Linked DNA regions of Homo sapiens: region 1 is linked to region 2. The links are chromatin loops, found by intact Hi-C in ENCODE. Cell type or tissue: ascending aorta. All regions are shown on one strand. Links, peaks and the distances in the headings refer to the core of each region. The heading gives the core; the rest is flanking DNA. Region 1 overlaps KIF6 (kinesin family member 6). Region 2 overlaps DAAM2 (dishevelled associated activator of morphogenesis 2).

Evidence for each region. Peaks named below come from ENCODE experiments on the same cell type or tissue, not always from the same donor. Only the 100,000 strongest peaks of a DNase experiment are listed, where the experiment ranks them.
Region 1: it touches region 2 in a loop (2.2-fold over the local background); 13 of 110 quality-filtered maps call a loop at or near these places.

The regions. Positions count from the first base shown.
Region 1 is chr6:39,341,659-39,351,774 of GRCh38, forward strand. KIF6 (kinesin family member 6) reads right to left here. Exons shown (of 23, transcript NM_145027.6): 20 at 4,818-4,868; 21 at 4,042-4,131; 22 at 2,051-2,157. LOC105375047 (a long non-coding RNA gene) reads left to right here. Exons shown (of 3, transcript XR_926774.3): 3 at 981-1,043. It overlaps LOC107986594 (a long non-coding RNA gene), which reads left to right and starts at 9,593. Exons shown (of 4, transcript XR_001744111.2): 1 at 9,593-9,753. RefSeq lists enhancers at 1,637-1,686, 1,669-2,506, 3,181-3,682. In ascending aorta, for the core only: a CTCF peak has its summit at 6,351 (motif pointing right); DNase peaks (open chromatin) are centred at 3,843 and 6,353; H3K27ac peaks cover 2,846 bases.
Region 2 is chr6:39,882,412-39,892,527 of GRCh38, forward strand. DAAM2 (dishevelled associated activator of morphogenesis 2) reads left to right here. Exons shown (of 25, transcript NM_001201427.2): 15 at 1,551-1,658; 16 at 5,075-5,181; 17 at 6,268-6,352; 18 at 8,930-9,036; 19 at 9,223-9,311. DAAM2-AS1 (DAAM2 antisense RNA 1) reads right to left here. Exons shown (of 4, transcript NR_125831.1): 2 at 9,212-9,352; 3 at 8,895-8,968; 4 at 6,379-6,644. Among named protein-coding and RNA genes, the nearest start is that of DAAM2-AS1, 9.9 kb to the right of the region's middle. RefSeq lists an enhancer at 5,238-6,437. In ascending aorta, for the core only: no CTCF peak of the experiment used is centred there; a DNase peak (open chromatin) is centred at 5,470; H3K4me3 peaks cover 298 bases; H3K27ac peaks cover 6,431 bases.

The DNA.
Region 1 (10,116 bases), core at 1,450-9,449, 540 kb before region 2:
TCAAAAAGGGCAGCCAGAACTCTCCATCCCTCCAGCTCCTTGCCTCTGATGGTCATGCCTCCCTGCCTTTCTCATTTCAGTAAATGGCACTGCCATTCTCTTCGCTGCTCAGATCAAAAGCCCAGGAGGTGCCCTGACTCTCCTCTTTCTCTTGCATCTCATATTTGGTCTACTGGTGAGTCCAAGCCACAATCATCCCTTGCTGGCACTTTCATGGTAGCCTGGTAACTGGTCTACCCTTGGCCCCTACAATCTACACTACATGTGACAGACAAAGTGAGCTTTTTAAAGCATCAATCACATCATATCACTCCATGGTTAAAATTATTCAGTGGGCTTCCACTCTATCCAGAATAAAATCCAAATCTCTTTCCCCTGTGCATAAGGCTGGTGTGACTTGGCCCTTGTGCTCTTGCTCCCTGCCCTCCAGCCACTCTAGCTTCCTTCCCACCCTGTGGCCAAGCAAAGCTTCCCCTTCAGGCTTCTCGCTTTCCGCTCTGTCTGCTAGGACTGTGCATTCCCAGAACGCGGCGTAGCTGCTCCATTCTCATGATGCAGCTGTCAGTTTAAAGTTATCTTCTCCAGCAAGGCCTCCCCAACCTACCCAGCTAAAAGCAGTCTTCCCAGTTACTGTCTACAACATTACATAGTTTAGCTATTTCATAGCACTTATTATCCCCTCAAACAATCTTACGTATTTGTCGACGTGTTCATTGTCTGTCTCCTTCCTCCCCCTAGAATGTCAGTTTCTCACGTGCTGGGTTCTGTCTTGTTCTCTGCTGTAGCACCAGCACTAGTAGTAGTGCCTGGCATAAGAAGGCACCCAACATATACAGTGTTTGCTGACTGATTGGCTGTTCATTGCTGTTCAGTGCCTGATACCTATCATCAGAGTATTTGGGGCATAGATGGGGACTTGGAGATCACTGAATCCAGTTTTTTATTTTTTTTTATTTTTTTTTATTTTTTTTTATTTTTAGACAAGGAAACTGAGAATGAGACAAGATCACAGCAGAGGTGGGGCTGTCTCAGGCTTAAGAAAGGACCTGACAGTGTTGCTGAGGCTGCTGGTCCTGGTGGTGAAGAGAGGATAGTAAATAAGCAGGCTGGCGGCCAAGCAAGGCGAGTACAGGACCAAGGCCGGCTCTCAGTTGCGGCGCTCCATCCATGCACAAACCTCTTCCTGCCCAAACTGCACACGGCTGGTGGAGAAGCTGAGTGCAGGCGCCACAGGGCAGGCATCAGTCATTATACATCGAATCTGCCAGCCCATACCATCACGGTGGGGGCGCCTTTCTGGCAATGTGAAGGCAATGTTAAGCCTGCCTAGTAGCCTTTGGGTTATGGGGAGGAGGCTAAGACAAAATGCAGGCCTGGGGTAAGGGGCCCTGGGGCTTGCCCTGTGGGTGTGTTGGGGATGGAAGGCAGAAAGAGAAAAGGCCCAGCCACAGCAGATGGGAGATGGGCAGCTGCCAAGAGGACGGGGCTGGGGGTGGAGGGGGCAGTGATGCAGACCAAGAAGAGCCTTCTTCTCTTCCTGTTGTCTGACACGCCACTCTTACTTCCTCTGTGATTGTTATGGTGTCCTCGGGCCTGGGCCTTCAAGCAGTGTTTACACTCACAGCTCTTTGGCAAGAACCACACTCTGATAGGGGAGTGAGACTTTAAGCCAGGGGTTCAACGAGTTACCAAAACATCACTCAGCCCCTTCCTGTTTGTAGAAGCCTGAGCAGAGGAGACAGCTGACTTTGGGAACAGAGAACAAAGGAGCTGAAGATCTGGAAGAGACAGAGAGCAAGCTCTGCCAAGAGGGACAGGAGCACCTGGGCCGCCCACCCACTTGGGCCTGTCTTGGTGTTTCTGATGCTGCCCCTTGAGGCTTTCTCGAGAAGGAATCAGAGGCTGGGCACATGTGACTGACAGGCAGGCCAGTCCTGTGGCTTCAGGAATATGCAGGAAACTCCCTACTCCCCTCCCACCTCACTGTGTGCTCCCCACAAGTGTTGGTGACCTGCTGCCCAGGAGGAGCCACCGAGGGAGGTGCACTTACATTGCTTCTGCAGAATGCTCTGTCTGGCCTTGATGAAGGCGATGATGTCCGAGTCCGTCTGGCTGTCTCCGGTGAGAGGGATGGACGACACTGGCCTCTTGGGGATGCTGGAGGCAACCACGTGTCACATTTTACTACACTTTACAACTGGACTCACCACTTATATTTCCAAAATGCTTTTCCATTTTAGGTGACTGATCTCACTCAGAAAGCTACATGACACGGCTGGCCTGCTTCTCACTCCCTCCTACCTTCTCTGTGTGGCAGCCACACTAAGCCTCTTGTCATGCAAATTGGGTCAAGTCATTCCCTGCCATAGACCCTGATATGGTTTGGCTGTGTCCTCACCCAAATCTCATCTTGAACTGTAGCTCCCATAATTTCCACGTGTTGTGGGAGGGACCAGGTGGGAGATAACTGAATCATGGGGACGGTTTCCTCCATACTGTTCTCGTGGTAGTGAATAAGTCTCATGAGATCTGATGTTTTCATACGAGGTTTCCCCTCTCACTTGGCTTTCATTCTGTCTTGGCTGCCACCATGTAAGACGTGCCTTTCACCATGATTGTGAGGCCTCCCCAGTGACATGAACTGTGAGTCCATTAAATCTCTTTTTCTTTATAAATTACCCAGTCTCAGGTATGTCTTTATCAGAAGTGTGAAAACAGACTAATACAGACCCTTTAGTGGCTTTTCACCACTCATGGAATAAAACTTAAACTCTGTCCCATGACCTACCAGGCTGTGTATGATATGACCCCGGGTCAGGGGCTCCAGCTGCCCCCTTTTCTTTCAGTGACTTGCATTTACCAAGCCACTTCCAGCCTCAGGGCCTTTGCTCTGATGCTTCCTCTCCCTGGACTGCCCTCCCCACCACCCGTCACATGGCGGCTGTGCTTTCTCTCGCTGCCTTCTCTATCCTCTTACCACCACCACTCTTGTCCTCCCATCCCTGATTTACCCAAACCAGCACCCCTTAACCTGGGGCCCATCAACTTCTGTGCCCAGCTTAGATGTCATATCATTCAGTGCTGTGTCCTCAGAGCACCCTCATTCCCCACGTGGCTTAGCTAGTTGACCTCAAGGCAGAGATTACTGTTCTCCTGTCTCTCCTTAAAAACAGAATCATATTTAGCTAAGTTGCCACAACTAAAAAAACTACCTTTCCCAGACTCCTTTGCTGCGATGTGTGGCCGGGTGACCAGGTGCTGGCCAATGAGATTTGTAAGTAGAAGTGTTGTGTGGGAATCTCCTTAGAAAGGGAGGGCTGTGTGTGCCCTCCCCCATCCCCTTTTCCATCCAGCTTCTCCATATAGCATTCCCCTTCAGCAAACTCAGAGCAGTACACTTGCCTGGCCTTGCCAACTTTCCGTCCATCCTCACCCCTGTGCCTCTGCACAGCAGGAGGTGGTAGCCACTTCCTTAGAAGGCAGTAAGGACGGTATGTAACAAGGGGCTGGCCATTCCCGCAGGTAGTTTGGGTGTTGGCTTTCCCGCTGCAGGCCAGCCGGAAGCACTAAAGCAGAGTCCAGGCAGGCAGGGCAGAGGCTGTGCTGGTGAAAGAGGCTGAGCAGCCATTCTAGCCGGAGGATACAAATGCCCATGGTGCTGATCAACTCTGGTAAGCCTGGAAGCAAATGCTGCTGGGTCTTCAGGCCAGGCTTGTCAGCTCCCTGCTCTGCTCTGTGGTGGGGCTGCCCTGGGCTGGCTCTTTCCCTTTCTGGCCCCCAGGTACGTCTATTCACAAGAAGATATGAAACAACTCTGCCCAACACAGGGCCCTGGTGACTGTGGGAGAAAACCTCCCCGCTTTGAGTTGGCCTGTGTGAGAGATTCCAGGGAATTCCCAGGGGACCAGGGCAGAGGCCAGACCTGGGTTCTGTCTGTGTGGCTACTGGACGAGGGGCTTTTTCGGGGAGTAGACTGGAGATGGAGGCCCACTCCGCCCACTGCAGGGGCTGTCACAGGCATAACAGGAGAAGACCACAGACCTGTCTTCCAGTGGGGTGCTGGTGCTGCTCTGTTTCTGGCTGTGTGGACTGGGGCAAGGCGAGGGCAGGATTTTCCTGGCATTCACATCACTGCAAAACACAAACAAACAAAAGCAAAAGGAATGGGGGCAAATTTATAGAAGGAAATTCAGGGTTTATATCTAGGAGCTGTTATGGACTGAATGTGTCCTCTCAAAATCCCTATGTGGACACCCTAATTCCCAGTGTGATGGCATTGGGCAGTGGGGCCTTTGGGAGGTGAATAGATTTAGATGAGGTCCTGAGGGTAGGGCCCCTGCACTGGGATTAGTGTCCTTATAGGTATAAGAGGAGGATGAGAAACTACAGTGCTCTCTCTCTCTCTCTCTCTCTCTCTCTCTCTCTCTCCCCCCCCTCTCCCTCCCCCCCTCCCTCTCCCTCTCCCTCCCTCTCCCTCTCTCTCTCTCTCTCTCTCTCTCTCTCTTTCTCTCCTATGTGAGCACACAATAAGAAGGAGGTGCCAGCAAGCGAGGAAGGAAGCCCTCAGCAGGAACTAAATCTGCTGTGCTACGGACTGGAGGTTTGTGTCCCTGAAAAGTCATGTGTTGAACCTAATCTCCAATGTAATGGTAGTAGAGGTGGGGCCTTTGGGTGGTGATTAAGTCATGAAGGTAGAACTCTCATGAATGGGATTAGAGTCCTTATAAAAGAGACATTGGAGAGCTCCCTTGCCCCTTCCACCATGTGAGGATGCGTCGAGAAGACAGCTGTCTATGAACCGGGAAGGGGGTCCTCACCAGACATCGAATCTGCCAGTGCCTTGATCTTGGACTTCCCAGCCTCCAGAACTGTGAAAAATAAACGTTTGTTGTTTGAGCCACTCAGTCTATAGTATTTTGTTATAGCAGCCTGAGCAGACTAAGACAAGAGCCAAGAGTCCTGTCTTGGATGGTTTACACAGTAATTTTCTTTTTTTCTTTTTTTTTGAGATGGAGTTTCACTCTTGTTGCCCAAGCTGGAGTGCAGTGGCATGATCTTGGCTCACTGCAACCTCCGCTTCCTGGGTTTGAGCAATCCTTCTGCCTCAGCCATCCAAGTAGCTGGGATTACAAGCATGCATCACAACACCTGGCTAATTTTTTGTATTTTTAGTAGAGATGGGGTTTCACCATATTGGCCAGGCTGGTCTTGAACTCCTGACCTCAGGTGATCCACCCACCTTGGCCTCCCAAAGTGCTGGGATTACAGGCGTGAGCCACTGTGCCCGGCCTACACAGTAATTTTCATTGTTAGAGCATGCATCTGTTGGCTGTAGCAGCTGAACAACAAACGATGGCCACAACTGTCATTGATAGACACGCCAGGCTTCGTGAAAGTGCTCTGCAAATATCATGCCATTTAATCCTCTCAATGACCTAAGAGGTAGATGTCATCGTCTCCATTTTATACATGAGAAAACTGAGGCTTAGACAGATTAAAGAAATTCTAAAGTTATCCAGCTGGTAAGTGGCAGAATCGGGAACTACTCAGGATTCTTTGAGGCTTCAGAACCTGTGCTCTCAGCCACAATGCCTTCTAACTGGGCTTGACTCTGTGGCATTCTAGGAACACACGCTGGCCTACCCCTGACCACACTGCCTGCCCCTGGGACCTAGCTTCATGCTGAGAGAGGAGTCAGATCCAACAGCTCATTAGATGCAGCTGTGCCTGCTCACCTAGGCTGCTGACATGTGCGCCTTGCCTTGGATTCCTGGCCAAGTGCAGTGGAACCCAGAAGCTCCTCTTGGGAGGTGAAGAGGCGCGTGGACACGGCTGGTTGGAGGCCAGTGTATTCCACATGCCTGTGGTTACAAGGTCCTTACTCTAAGTTGTGCTGTAAGGAGATCTTCCTCGCTTCCTGCCTGGAGACAACCTCAGAGCTGGAAGAGGCCTAAGAAGTCACCTGGGTACAACCCTCCTTTTACACTCTGGGGACACTTGGGCTGAGAGGCAGGCTAGGGTTAGAGACAGGTGAGCCGGCTCCGCGGAGTCTGCATCTTCAGTCCAAGGTACTCTACAGACCTGACAAACTGCGTGTCTCACTCATGAGTATGGCCCCTTCCCCGGCTCTGGCCTTCCGCCTTCCGATCTCAGCCAATGGCAAGGCTGCTTCCATAGGTCACGACTGTGGTCAAACAAGCAAGAAAAGACACCAGAGCCTGGGGAAGCCCCCCCTCACCCACCAATGTCCATTTCCTAGCAGTGGAGAGACTTTCCACGAGGTGCCCTTCATGGTGGGAAAGCAGAGATCCCTGTGCTGGGTCTAGTGAGGACCGATGTAGGACCAGAGGTAGCCACCAGGTGGCAGGCTCTGCACGCTTTTCTTCAGAGAACAGTAACCAATTCTCAAGGCTCCTGCTGAGTGGTTCCTGGTGCAGCCTGGAGAAGGGAAGGAGAAAGGGCTTTCCATCCTGCAAGTGCTTTCATGACAACGGGTCAAGGTCAGTTTGGAAGCTGTAGCAAATTTGCAAGACCAAGGCACTGGCACAAAAATGGCTCATTCACTCAGTGGCTTCCCAGTGGAGCCTTGGCTCAGGTTCCAGGGAGAGTTCACAGGTGCCAAACTATTGAAAGGTGGGAGGGGGTGGAAGAGGATGGAGAGATGGATGGGGCAGGGTAGAAGGGCACGATCACACCGTGGCCAATAGGGGCATCTAGTACTCTTTGCGGAGGCCCAGCTGCCCCACCTCATGCAGGAGGGCAGTGCAATGGAAGGCTGGGGGCTCTCGAGGGAAATGACTCCTCAAACCTGTAAGCTGCTCAAGCATCCTGTTCCTGGATGCCACAGCTTGGTTTCTGTAATTCTGGGGATGATGCCATAAATGACCTCTGCCCTCTCCCTTTGCCCAACCAGCCTTTGACACCGAATTAATTTCTCATGTTGACGCCCCTCTGGAGAGAGAACATACCAGCCATCAGAATGAAGTATCTTCCTTAATAAGGATTAATAAGCCATATTAATAGTAATTAGGCCTTCTGGGTTGCCAATCAGAGTGTTTAGTGGGATCAGCTTCCAGGACCTGAGCATCCCTGGGGAAGTGATGAATCAGGTTTCTTTCAGAACCTGATGAGCAGAAGACCAGCGCCCCGCTACCCCCAGTTCCCCACCTGCGGCAATTCTCAGGAGCAGCCGCTCTGGAGCTCGGGCAGCAACAGCCGCTGGGCCCTCGCTCTCTCACCCTGGCGGCTCTGACCGGGCACTGACCGGGCAACATTTATCTGCTCACAGAGTGACCGTGTCGGAGGGACCTTTGCACATCTTACAGATGAGGCAAGGGAATCCCAAAGTGGGGAGCTGGCTTGCCCGAGGGTGTGCTGTCGGAGGGGCCATGACTGGGATTCATGTGATTCAAATCTCAATAAAGGGGACTTGTTGGAGGTGGTCAATAATGACGTGACACACACCTTTGAAGTCCAGGGTTCTCGACTGCAGGGTTAAAGGTCTCTAGGCAAGCACATCCAGGAATCATCTTAAGTTGGAATACCTAAGGAATCTCCAGGAATGCCCAAGGCCAAGACAAGGTGGAAGGAGCACTATTCTGATGGGTGGCACAGCAGACAGTCCCTGGAGGCCTTGCCCAGGGGCTACTCCTTAGACCTATTCCACCATGGACTCTCTCGGAGATGCCGGCGGATAAAGGCTGGCAGCGGCATGATCAACAAACAAGCAGTAAAGAGGCAGCCCTGGCTGCAAGGGAGTATGACAAAGGGAATGAGGCAGAGAGGAGGAAGAAAAGGAGAAGGGGGATGTAAGGCAGGAATAGAGATAGGCAGAGCTGACAGTGGAGGGAGGGATGGGAGAAGAGGCGAGTGGAGGAGGGAAGGAGGCAGGCAGAGGGCAGGGGGAGCAGTGGGTGGAAGGAAGAAAAGGCACTTGCCATGGAGTGTGAAGGTCTAGGTTTAATTTGTGGCTCTTTTTTTTTTTTTTTTTTTTTTTTTTTTTTGAGACAGGGTCTTGCTCTGTCTCCAGGCTAGAGTGCTGTGGTGTGATCTCAGCTCACTGCAACCTCTACCTCCTGGGTTCAAGCGATTCTTCTGCCTCCGCCTCCTGAGTAGCTGGGACTACAGGCACGCACCACCATGGCTGGCTAATTATTTTTGTCTTTTTAGTAGAGATGAGGGTTCACCATATTGGCCAAGGCTGGTCTTGAACTCCTGACCTCGTGATCCACCCACCTTGGCCTCCCAAAGTGCTGGGATTACAGGTGTGAGCCATCATCCCTGGCCTAATTTGTGGCTCTTTGTGTTATTAACTACAGAGTTAAAGCATCTCATTCCCTTTCGGGGCCTCAGTGTCCTCATTTACAGAATGGGGAGGCTGAACTCTGGGTTTCTCAGCTGAAATGGCAAGGGCCAGTCACAGGGAATTCTGGGTTTCCACACCTTAGAAGGTTGGCCTTTTAAGGAAACACAGCTTTACCCTTTAAAAATCCTGGCCTCTTGGGAAAATCAGACGGTGTGGACACATTGGAAGAGCGGATACCCCAGGCAGGAGGATCTGGTGGTGGGAAGCACATAAAGAAAGCGCCTTGTACAAAATATTACAAAATGTGGGCTGGTAAATGCCAACACCTACTAGATAACATTATGGACATGTGTCCCTAAAAGGCAGTCATTGATCCTAAACACAACTGCTGTGAGGAATGAGGGGAGTGCACGACTCCGACAGGCCTGGGTTTGAGTTCACCACTGATTAGCTGGTGACCCTGGGCAAGCTACTTCATCTCTCTGAGCCTGAATTTTTTCACCTGTAAAGTGGGGGACCATGATAGTAGGCACAGTGCTCATGTATTTTGCACCTGGCCCAGGAGGGCCCTCTACAAAGGCTACGAGATATTATTGCCGTCAGAGGAGAAGGCCAGTGCTGTCTCCCTTGGGAACGTGGGAATGCCAACAGCGAATCCTTCACGTGAGATGTTCACAGGGAATGTCTGAGACGCCATGATGGCCTGAGACAGGGTTCCCTACCTGGCTTACCGTGGCAGAGTTCTGTAGGCCCGTTACTACCAGCATCTAAAGCAAGTGGCAAGGATTTCTTTGTCAGAGGTGGAGCCCCTAGAGCTCTTCCTTTCCAGTCTCTGGCGGGGTTACTTTTCCTCTCACCTGCCTAGTGTGACCGTCCCATCCAGGAATGCTGGCACTCCAACAACTGTTGGAGGAGGAAATATGGGGCAGCCAGCCACTCAAGTTGAGGTGTTTTAACAAACACTGTTCAGGACACTCAGTGATCTCTGCCCAGGAATTAGAGCATCCAACCAGCTCGCCGGCAGCAACCACAGGGGACAGGGCTGAACAGCGCTCTAGGGCTGGCTGAGAGCCATCTTCCCCAAGACCCTTCTGCCAGCAGTCACCGAAGGGGCTTGGGGTGGGGGTGGGGACTCTGGGAGCAGGATTTTTGGAAAAGCTCCTGTGGGTGATCTGATGCACACCTTTCAAATTCAAGGTTCTGAACACTAGGATTAAACTTTTTTTTTTTTTTTTTTTTGCAAGCACAGTGTATTTCTTTTCTTTCTTTTTTTTTTCTCTTTTTCAGACAGGGTCTCGCTCTGTCACCCAGACTAGAGTGCAGTGGTGCAGATCTTGGCTCACTACAGCCTTGACCTTCTGGGCTCAAAAGATCCTACCATCTCAGCCTCCTGAGTAGCTGCGACTACAGGCATGTGCCACCACGCCCGGCTATGGATTTGTGGGGAGGTAAGGATATTTTCATATTTTGTTGTAGAGACGGGGTTTCACCTTGTTGCCCAGGCTGGTGTTGAACTCCTGGCTCAAGCGATCCACCGGCTTTAGCCTCCCAAAGTACTGGGATTACAGGCATGAACCACTGTCCCTGGGCAAGCATAGTGTATTTCTACCTTGCATCTGTCGGGCCCCTTGCTGACACACCTGCCCCTCTCTCTCTCTCTCACACACACACACATGCACATGTACACACTTCAATGTCTTTGAAGCCAAAGGAAAAATGAGAGACAGGGCTTTCTACTCGCTGAGCAGGATATTGCTACCAGTAGAAGCTACCCAAGAGATCAGAAAAGAGGGTACAGAAATAGCCAGGGG
Region 2 (10,116 bases), core at 1,004-9,003:
GCCAGCTCTCTCGCTGCAGCCCGTTTCTTCTCACCCCAGCCTCACCAAGAATAGAGAAGGATGGGAAGCTTTACCTCTGCAGGCTTCTCTCTTCCCTACCTCCACGTTGGTCCTAGCTGCAGAGGGAGGCCTCCCTGCAGATCAGACTGTGGCTGCACACTGCTTCAGCCAGCGCCGTCCCTGCCTTCCCTGATTCCATTCCCTTCTCATCTCTCTGCCTCCCACACCCCTTTCCAGAAGCCCGACGCCTCTCCTAGTCCCTTCCCCTATCCCACGTGTGCTTCTGTGAGCGCACACACACACACACGCACACACACACACATACACACACTCATACACAGTGGTTGTTTCTGCCATGAAAAGAATGCATCTGTGTTGGGGTTGGCCAGCTGCCTGTATCCCTTGCTGCTCCAAGCTTCCCAGCCGGCATTCCACAAGAGGGTCCCTGGCCTTCAGAAGGCCACAGGAATGTCCCCACCCCCTGACTCTGGCCTAGCCTCCCCTTTCCAGAGTTTAAGAAAATAACAGTGAGTGAAAGGTATGTTTCTCTCTCCAAGTCTTTCTGAGGGGGGTTGTAGGGAGGAAGAGGAGGCATTAAACAAGGTTCCCCAGCTGCGCTCTAGGTAGAGGAAGGCAGAGAGATTCTATGCTGAAGGACAGCAAAGCTCTAGATGAGGTGGGGATTCCTGAGAGGGGAGGGTTGGAACACCCTGTCAGGAGCTTGGCTGGCTGTGCTCTGGACCATCAGCAGGGTGCTACGAGACTGCCAGGGCTTTTTTTTTTTTTTTTGGCTTGACTAACAGCCAGGATCCAGACCCTAGTGCAAGGGTCCTACACAGAGATGGGGCAAGGCCTAAATGGAGAGACCTTGGAATGTAAAACCCTGGACATATCCCAGTTGTAAAGGATGGTAACACCTTCCCTGGCTCTGACCAAAGGGAAATTGTGGCAGAGTCTTGCTGGTCTCAGCAGTGTCACTACAGGTGCCAGGTCCCAAACTTTGGTATTTGTCCACTTTCTGAGAATCTGGGAAAGTGGGAGGAAGACCCTTGGGAAAGAAAACAACCATCTGAGATACATAAATACAGTCCGTGCTGCAGCTTTGAGGATCCAAAATATGTATGGCTTTAATCTTCCAATGATGGCTGCCAAGGACAGGGGTGACTCCAGGCAACCTGCCCTTTAGGGGGAGTGGGCCTGTGTGAAGTACCCTGAGTGCAGCTTCTGACTTTGCTTTTGGAAAAAGTGAAGTGGACCCCCTTTCCTACTGCCTACCCATCCCCCCAGCACCCCCCATGATTTCTAGAACATGTTTACATGTGGCTCCATGCACAAGGGAGGAAAAGGGGGTTGTCTCTGGCCTCTACCCTGGAGCAGAGTATTCAAGAGAGTTGGAGGTTGAGGGGAGCAACCGACTACCTTCTGAAGGTCTGAAATCCTGGTCATCTTAGTATGTGCAGTTGGGAGATAAGTGGGGTTAGGGAGGCATGGAGCATCTTCATGATGGAGTTGGGCCAACCATGGGATCTTCTCCCTACCCTGAATTTTAGGAGCGTGTCCCTGGCACCGTATGGAATGAGATTGATGACATGCAGGTATTTCGGATCCTGGACCTAGAGGATTTTGAAAAGATGTTTTCAGCCTACCAGAGGCACCAGGTAAGACCCTATACCCTCTGGCCTCTTGGACCATACCCTTGAATCCAAACCTCAGCTTCTCCTTTTCTTTCTGCCTGCCTGCCTTCCTTTCCTTTCCTTTCCTTCCTTCCCTTCCTCCATCTTCCCCTTCCCTTCCTTCTTTCCTTCCTTCCTCACATGTATACTGAATGATTTTATTCTTTATGAGGTGATGATTTTATTCTTGCTGAGGATGTAGGTATGAAGTAGAGGTGCACAGACCATAGGGGGAAATATGCTTGTATTATGGTTCATATTTATACACCAAGTATTGAAATGGTGTTTTGTCCATTTCTCTCTTCCATCCTGGAGCATCGGAGGTAGAGTCGCAAGGCCTGACCACTGTGGACCCTTGCTGTCTTTGGCCCAGGATTTAGGGACTAGGCTTAGAAGGCATAATAACTTCTCAAACCACTTTTCCACCACATTTTGTCTGTCAACACCTCTATGAGACCGAGCAGGGGATGTTGCCTTGCAAGGAAGGCAGAAGGTGCTGCTCCATGTCACTCAGGGGGCTGAGGCTGAGGCTGAGGCTGGGGCTGGGCCTGGGCCTGGGCCTGGGAAGGCCCGGGGAAGCCTTGGATATTGCTCTCAAGGCTCTATGTGCAGGTGGCTGCCAGCAGTCTGGTCTTCCAGTCACAGAGAAAGTAGGGGGTGAGTTGGTGGCAGAGCGCAGGGTGTTCCTGAGGTGGGAATCTGAAACTGTGCCGAGTATCTGTGGGGACTGCCAAAAGGGTTGCTTCTCAGACCTCATCCTGGAATGTGATTCGGGAGATGAGTTGGGGCCCAGGAATCCGCCTGGTAACTAGCAGCTAGGGGCCTTCCCTCTAAGTCCATTTGGGGAATGACCAGCTTAGAAGCCTCAGGGAATTGCTTTATCTCTGGCCCGCCCCAGAGGGACTTCTCCCTCTTGGGGCTGGGCTACCATCTTCCTTGTTTTCTTTACTTAGCCTGGGATCTCAGTCTTGAGGGTTTCCCTGGGTGCCAATGAGTGGGTCCTGGCAATGGCTGGCTGTTGTGGCCTGGCTCCCCACTGAGCTGGAGAGGTTGCCCTAGCTCACTTTCTGCCCAGCCCTGATCTGTGGATGACTGAGGACACATGCAGCCGCTCCTAGGGCTCTGGCCAGATGATTGCTTATTTAATTTAAATGTGGGTGCCCACAGCATCGGATTCTCTACTCCTAATTCCAGGAGGCATTTTTAACCCCATGCCCATGTCAGGCTGGCAGCTAAGGCTGCTGGAGCTGAAAGGAACTCTTTGAGCACTGGCTCCTGGGAGCCAATTCTCCACGAGTGGGGTTGAGGACAGAGGAGTGTGTGGCAAGCATACCAGGCTTGGTGATCGCAGGCCACCTCCTCATTTGAGAGTCTTTCTGCAGGACAGGACTCTGGCCCAGCCTACTCAGGCTCCAGGGCCCTGAGGTGAGGCTGGGATGGGGCCAGTCAGGAAAGAAGGTTATGGATTTTGTACAAACTGGGTCTGGGGCCTCCCAGCTTGGTGAGTTGAGAAGAGTTAAGACTGAAAGACCCCCTGTCCTGTCCCCCTCACCTCTCTGAGCCCACACAGTCCAATCACCTGCCTCCCCTCACTCAGTGGGCCGTCTAGTCTCTGGGACTGAAATCCCAGCAGCAGGACTGGAGAGATCCCGGAGGCCGTATTAACCTTGTTGCCTCTTCTCTCAGTTGGTTGTGGGGCAGGGGAGGTCCTGGGAGTCATGGTCTTCTCTGTGCCCCATGCGAGTTTTGAGTCAGTAGCTTCCACTCCATCGGCGTCAGGGAGAACAGAGGTGCGTGCTGTGCCTCTTCAGTTCCCCTTGCACATCAAAGGACAGATGAGGGGCAGTGAGCAAATTCAAGGGCACTTGCTTTTCTCTGCCTCAGTAAACACAACTTTCTGGAGCTTCCAGATCGAGTTCATTTGTGACTCCTCCTCTATTTAGAAAGGTGAACTCATCCCAGGATGGAGGAATGTCCTCCACCCTCTCTGCAGGTTTTCAGCAGAGGAAAAGGAAGAACAGGCAGCAAAGCCTGGGGTGGGAGAACTCAGGGGTTTGGTCTGCCCTAACTGGGGAGTGGTGGTCGCACTAGGCAGATGGGAGGAGCTGCCTGATCTCCGCTTCGTTTGGCTTCTCCGTGAGTGCATGTCTGCTAGAAGCAGCTCCTGTCTAGTGCCACTTATGGGTGCCTGTCTACAACCATGGGTCTCACTGGGATGAAGTGGACAGTGTAGATGCTGAGGGATCCCTGTGTCTGTCATGCTATTTCTGGGTCCCCAAATGTCTTGGCTAATGTTGTGCATGTTTAATTCTCTGTTGGCTGTGGCTGCTGCCTAGGAGCTGATAACTAATCCTTCTCAGCAGGTGAGTTACTCTCGGGGCTCTGACCACTCCAACTTTTAACTGCTGTCCCGGGCTGCTGCTCTGTACTGGGCCTGACAGAGAGGACTTGTCCATTCCACTTTCTACCTTATTCCCCATTCATACAGGGTGGTATGGGAGAGGGCCCCCAAAGAGAAAGAAGAAATGTAGCAGAGGGAGGTAATCAAATAGACCCCTGGCAGCAGTGGAGGTCAATGTCTCCTGGAATGAGGAGAAGGCTTCTAGGTCTACTGTCTTACCCACCAGGCCAAAGGAGAGCCTTTCCTGTAAGGACACACAGGGTAGGCACGACACAATTCACAAAGATAACCATGCAAGGCGGCCCCTGAAGTTGTGCAAGAGGGACCTCCCAGAGGAAGAACAGCACACTAGACAGCCTCCTGTCTACCTCGCCAGGGGCCCAAGAGAAGGAGTGGGGCGGGATCAATGATTTCTCCAGAATCTGCCTGCTGGGACTCAGAGGAGAGAGTTCTGCTTCAGTTTCCATACCTCTGAACTTGTGGATGCTCTCTACCCTGGGCATCTTGGGCTGTGCCTGAAGTCCCTAGGAGTCAGCAACTGTTCCCTAGGGGGGTTTGCAACCAGGTTCTCAGCATAAGCCTGAGGAGGGCCTCTGGGTTGGGCAGTGGGAATGGGAGTTGATTCTGTTGGAGTCATGGGAGGTTATGTCACATTGCCCAAAGCCACAGAGATCAGTCATACCCTGACCCACTGGCACAGCCCCTTCCCTCATTGCCCAGAGTGGATAATTTCTAAAAAAAATCTCTAAAAAAATAAAAAAAATAGGAAGGGGGGCTTCTCGGTGTCCTTCCCCAACCCATTGGAGCCTATGGAAAAGTCCCAGATACCGTCTCTTAAAGTTAGCTATTATCCACCCTCCTCTCTCTCCTGTCTTTTTCTTCCCCCTTCCCCTCACACCAGGAGCATTCCTGGATTGGTAGGAGGTGGCTCTTGCGGGGCGGGTAAGAGGAGGATTAGGGAACCCACACCTCAACTGTCCACTTGACTTGTTGGTTGCAGAAAGAGCTGGGCTCCACTGAAGACATCTACCTGGCTTCCCGCAAGGTCAAAGAGCTGTCGGTCATTGATGGCCGGAGGGCCCAAAACTGCATCATCCTTCTTTCCAAGTATGTGCAAAAGAAGGTGGTTGAGTTGGATGCCTGGGGGACAAAGGGGGTGGAGGAACGGAGTGGTGGCAGTCTCGGGCCTCTCCCTCTCTGCTGTCCCCTGGGAGGGGCAGGCATTGATCTGGAACTGTCTCTCGGGAACCTGCCTTGAGCAGCAGTTTGGGGCTCTGCAGGCAGGAAACTGCCCAGTCACGAGGCCCTTGCCCAGCCTGGTCAGCGTCTGGCAGCTGAGTTGCTCTAAGCCCACGGAGGGCCTCGCTTGGCTCAGGCCATGGAGCAGCATGATCTCAGCCCCTAAGCATTTCCCGCGGCTGCAGAACAAACAGGGCAGTATCTGCGCTAACAGCACAGCTTCTGTACGGGGGGGCCTCCTGCCTGAGCAGGGTCAGAGGGCACCACCTCCCATACTATTCTTAGTGCTGCCCCAGCCGCCTCTGAGACATCCTCCTCCCTTTCTTCTCACAAGCCCCCAGGCCTCAGTTTCCCCCACTTGATGGTGGAAAGAGTTCTGAATCCCCAGGGTTCCTAATGGGGGTGCATGTGGAGGGGATAGGGAAGGGCTATGGGGGTGTGTGGCTTCTCCCTCTCCCAGACAGCAAGACTGATTGGGACAGCTGTGTGGGAGCTGAGGCGCTGTCAGAAGACTGAGAGCGATTCTGTGTTCTGAGAATGAAGGCAGCAGGAAATTGCCCTCTTAGTGGCTTGCCGATAATCCTGTCCTCCCGTGGAGATGCTGTGCATTTTTTAAGCATGAGGAGGAGGAGAAGGATCAGGAACCCTTTGCCCTGTCCCTTTGGTCTACATTGAAGACATCTCTTTTACTCCCAAATGCCCCTATCAGCTCTGATGGATTATCAAGAGAACAGAGACCCTCACGTCTCTATTTTGACACTAAAATGCTCATTATCAAGTTTGTGGACTGAATCATACTAGTCTAATCTAAGAAGGCTTTGTAGAGGAGGTGAGGGGGGAATACTATTAAATATATTCCCAAGTCCTGTTAGGGAATGAGGGAAGGCGGAGGTGGTACCTTTTGGAGAAGAAGGTTTGAGGGCTGTCCTGGATTGAGGTGGGGTTTTGCCTTAGGTTGAAGCTTTCTAACGAGGAGATCCGGCAGGCCATCTTGAAGATGGATGAGCAGGAGGACCTTGCTAAGGACATGCTGGAGCAGGTGAGGACCCTCGTGGGAAGGAAGGGGAACTGAACCCAGCGGGCAGCCACGCCCCTTCCCAACAGCCCCCAGGAGGCTGCGATTCTTGGGTCAAGGAGAAATCAGGCTGGAAGAGTTAGGGAGAAGGTTTATAGAAGCCTCCCTGGGCCAGCCTTTCTTGGGGAAAGCTGGAAAAGGCTAAGTGTTCTCCAGGAGTCATTCTCCCATCTGACTCCAAGGCAAAGTCAGATGAGGAAAAGTGACATCTTCCCCAAATCTCTTCCCTCTCAGTTTTTTGGATCCTTTGGGAAACCTAGAAAACACACAAAGAAACATCATCAATTGGACTTCATTACAGTTAAGAACTTCTGTTCATCAAGGGCATGGTTACTGAGTGAAAAGAAGACAAACCTTAGAAGAAGATATTTGCTATACATACATATAACAAAGATCATATTCAGAACAAAGAACTCTACAAATCAATGAGAAAATGATGAAATCAACTTAAAAATGAGCAGAAGACTTGAAGGGGTGCTTCATGAAAGAGGATTTCCAAATAGACAATAAGAATATGAAAAGGTGTTCAATATGATTAGTTATCAGAGAAATACAGTCAACCACAATAAGGGGGCACCACACACCCACTAGAGTAGCTAAAATTAAAAAGACTGACAATGCCATGTGCTGACGAGGATGTGAAGCAATTGGAATTCTCATTTGGCACAATTATTTTGGAAAACTACTTGGAAGTACACTCTACAGCTAAACATATACCCGCCCTATTGCCTAGTAATCCCACTCTTAGGTATAACTCCAGGGAAATGAGTACAAATACTGACTAAAATAAATACACAAGAATAAAGTTGACCCTTAATAATGTGGGGGCTGGAGGCATTGACCCTCCATGCAGTCAAAAATCCACATATAACTTTTGACTTCCCAACAACTTAGCCGCTAATTGCCTACTGTTGACCAGAAGCCTTACTGATAAGATAAACAACCAATTAACACATATTTTTATGTTACATGTATTATATGCTGTATTTTTATAACACAGTAAGCTAAAGAAAAGAAAACGTTATTAAGAAAATTATTAGAAGGAAGTCCGGGCACAGTGGCTCATGCCTGTAATCCCAGCACTTTGGGAGGCTGAGGTGGACAAATTACTTGAGGTCAGGAGTTCAAGCCCAGCCTGGCCAGTATGGTGAGACCCCATCTTTACTAAAAATACAAAAATTAGCCAGGTGTGATGGTGCATGCCTGTAGTCCCAGCTACTTGGGAGGCTGAGGCAGGAGAATCACTTGAACCCAGGAGGCGGAGGTTGCAGTGAGGTGAGATGGTGCCATTGCACTCCAGCCTGGGCAACAGAGTGAGACTCCATCAAAAAAAAAGAAAAAAAATCATTAAAAGACACTGTTCATTGAGTGGAGGTGGATCATCATAAAGGTCTTCATCCTCATTGTCTTCACGCTGAGGAGGAGGAAGAGGAATGGTTGGTCTTGCTGTCTCAGGGATGGCAGAGGCAGAAGAAAATCCACATACAAGTGGTCCTGCACAGTTCAACCCTGTGTTACTCAGGGGCCAACTCTATTTATAGCAACTTTATTTATAAATTCCCCGAACTGTGAACAACCCAACTGTCCATCAATAGGAAAGTGAATAAGTAGACTGTGGTATATTCATACAGTAGAATCCTACTCAGCAATAAATAAACTACCATGACATGGATGAACCTTAGACATTATGCTGGGGAGAAGTCAGACATAAAAGAGAGCATACAGCATGAGTTCAAGGACAGGCAAATCTGGCTAAGGTCCTAGAATTCAGTTGAGAGCCTATATTCACTTGAATGGCTTACTGAAGTGATGAAAAATAACTTTCCTGGGGGATGGAAATGTTCTCTATCTTAATCTGAATGATGATTCAATGGATGGAGATTTGACAAAAATCACTGAACTGCACATTTAAAATGGGTGCATTTTATTTTATGTAGACTATACCTCAAGTTTGTTTAAAAGAAAAGAAAAATCACTGAGCTGTACATTGAAGAATAGTGTACTTTAGGCTAGACGTGGTGGCTCCCACCTATAATCTCAGCACTTTTGGAGGCTGAAGTGAGAGGACTGCTTGAGCTCGGGAGGTAAAGACCAGCCAGGGCTACGTAGTGAGGTCCAGTCTTACAAAATAAAAAAATAAAAAAAATTAACCCAGTATGTGCTACATGCCTATATTCCCAGCTACTCAGGACCTGAGGTGGGAGTATTGCTTCAGCCCAGGAGGTCACGGCTGCAGTGAGCTATGATCATACCACTGCATTCTAGCCTGATTGACAGAGTGAGACCCTATTAAAAAAAAAAAAAAAGAAAGAAATACTGTATATCAGTTACATCTCAATTTTAAAAAAGAAAAAAGAATTTCAGAGCTGTGTGCCCTGTCATCCCCTTCAGGCAGATGAAAGAAATCTGTCCACATGAGGGTGCCTCCCTCTTTCAAGGCACCCTCCCCATCTTGACCCAAGTCAGTACAGCTTCTCACACCCTGTACCCCATGTCTGCTGCTCACCAGTTGCTTGTGTGACTTGCGCCTGCTCTTTGCAGCTCCTCAAGTTCATCCCAGAGAAGAGTGACATTGACCTCCTGGAGGAGCACAAGCATGAAATTGAGCGGATGGCCCGTGCTGACCGCTTCCTCTATGAAATGAGCAGGTTGGGCCATGGGCATGGTGGGGATTCAAGCAGGTGGGGTTCTGGCAGGTGGGGCAGGTGGGGCTCTGCCAAGAGGAAGGGGATGGAGGTGGGCAGGCTTGAGAGGAGACTGGAGCTGGCTCCGGGAGCTGGGGCTGGCCAGGATAGGGGTGGGATACCTCAAGATATGGTTCACCTTGTCTACAGGATTGACCACTACCAGCAGCGACTGCAAGCCCTCTTCTTCAAGAAGAAATTCCAGGAGCGGCTGGCTGAGGCAAAGCCCAAAGTGGAAGGTAGGGCTGAGGGTTGCAGGAGGCTTAGAGTGGAGAGTTATCTGAGAAAGGCAGGGTGGGTGGGAGCCAGTGAATAGGGGCAGAGGGAAACCCCTTTCTTATTCTCAACCCAAAAACAAAAACAAAAAGTCAAAGACAAAATCTAAAATGATGATTATTATAAAAATATGCACTTGCTTATATTAGCACATGCGCCAACCTTGTGACATGTTCCTTATGCCTCAGCATGCAAGCTCTCCAAGGTGGGGCGTCTGTTGACATCTGCCCCAGCATGGGATGGAAAGGTAGAAAAGATAATAATAGCCACACCTACAACAGTGCCTGGCTGGGACTGAGCTCATCAGTCTTTACTCTACTTAAGAGGTACTAGGCTCATAGAAGACTTCTGGGCACGTTAGTTTAAGTGTGAGCCATTCAGAAAGTAGGAAATTGCACAAGCTGATTTCTAAAGGCATCTGATTTTCTGAGTCAGGAACACTTCCAATACAGGCCATTTCCAGATGAGAAATTTGTAGTTCAATGAGAACCATGCGCCAAGCACTGTGTGAAGCACTCTGCTTGGTTGGTCCTCATTTGGTCATCACAGCAATCGCACGGGTGGGTGCTATTATTAATTTCCATGTGGCTCCATTCTCTCCTTTCTAAAGTAGGGCTGTGTTAATGTCCCGAGGCTGTGACACTGGTGAGTGGTGGAACCAGGGTAGGAATGCAGATGCTGATCTTCAAAATCAGTCCCTTCCCTCTTGTCCCCTAGTACTCCCCAGGGGCTGCCTGTGCTGATGGCACAGCAGGGAGGGGCGTGGAG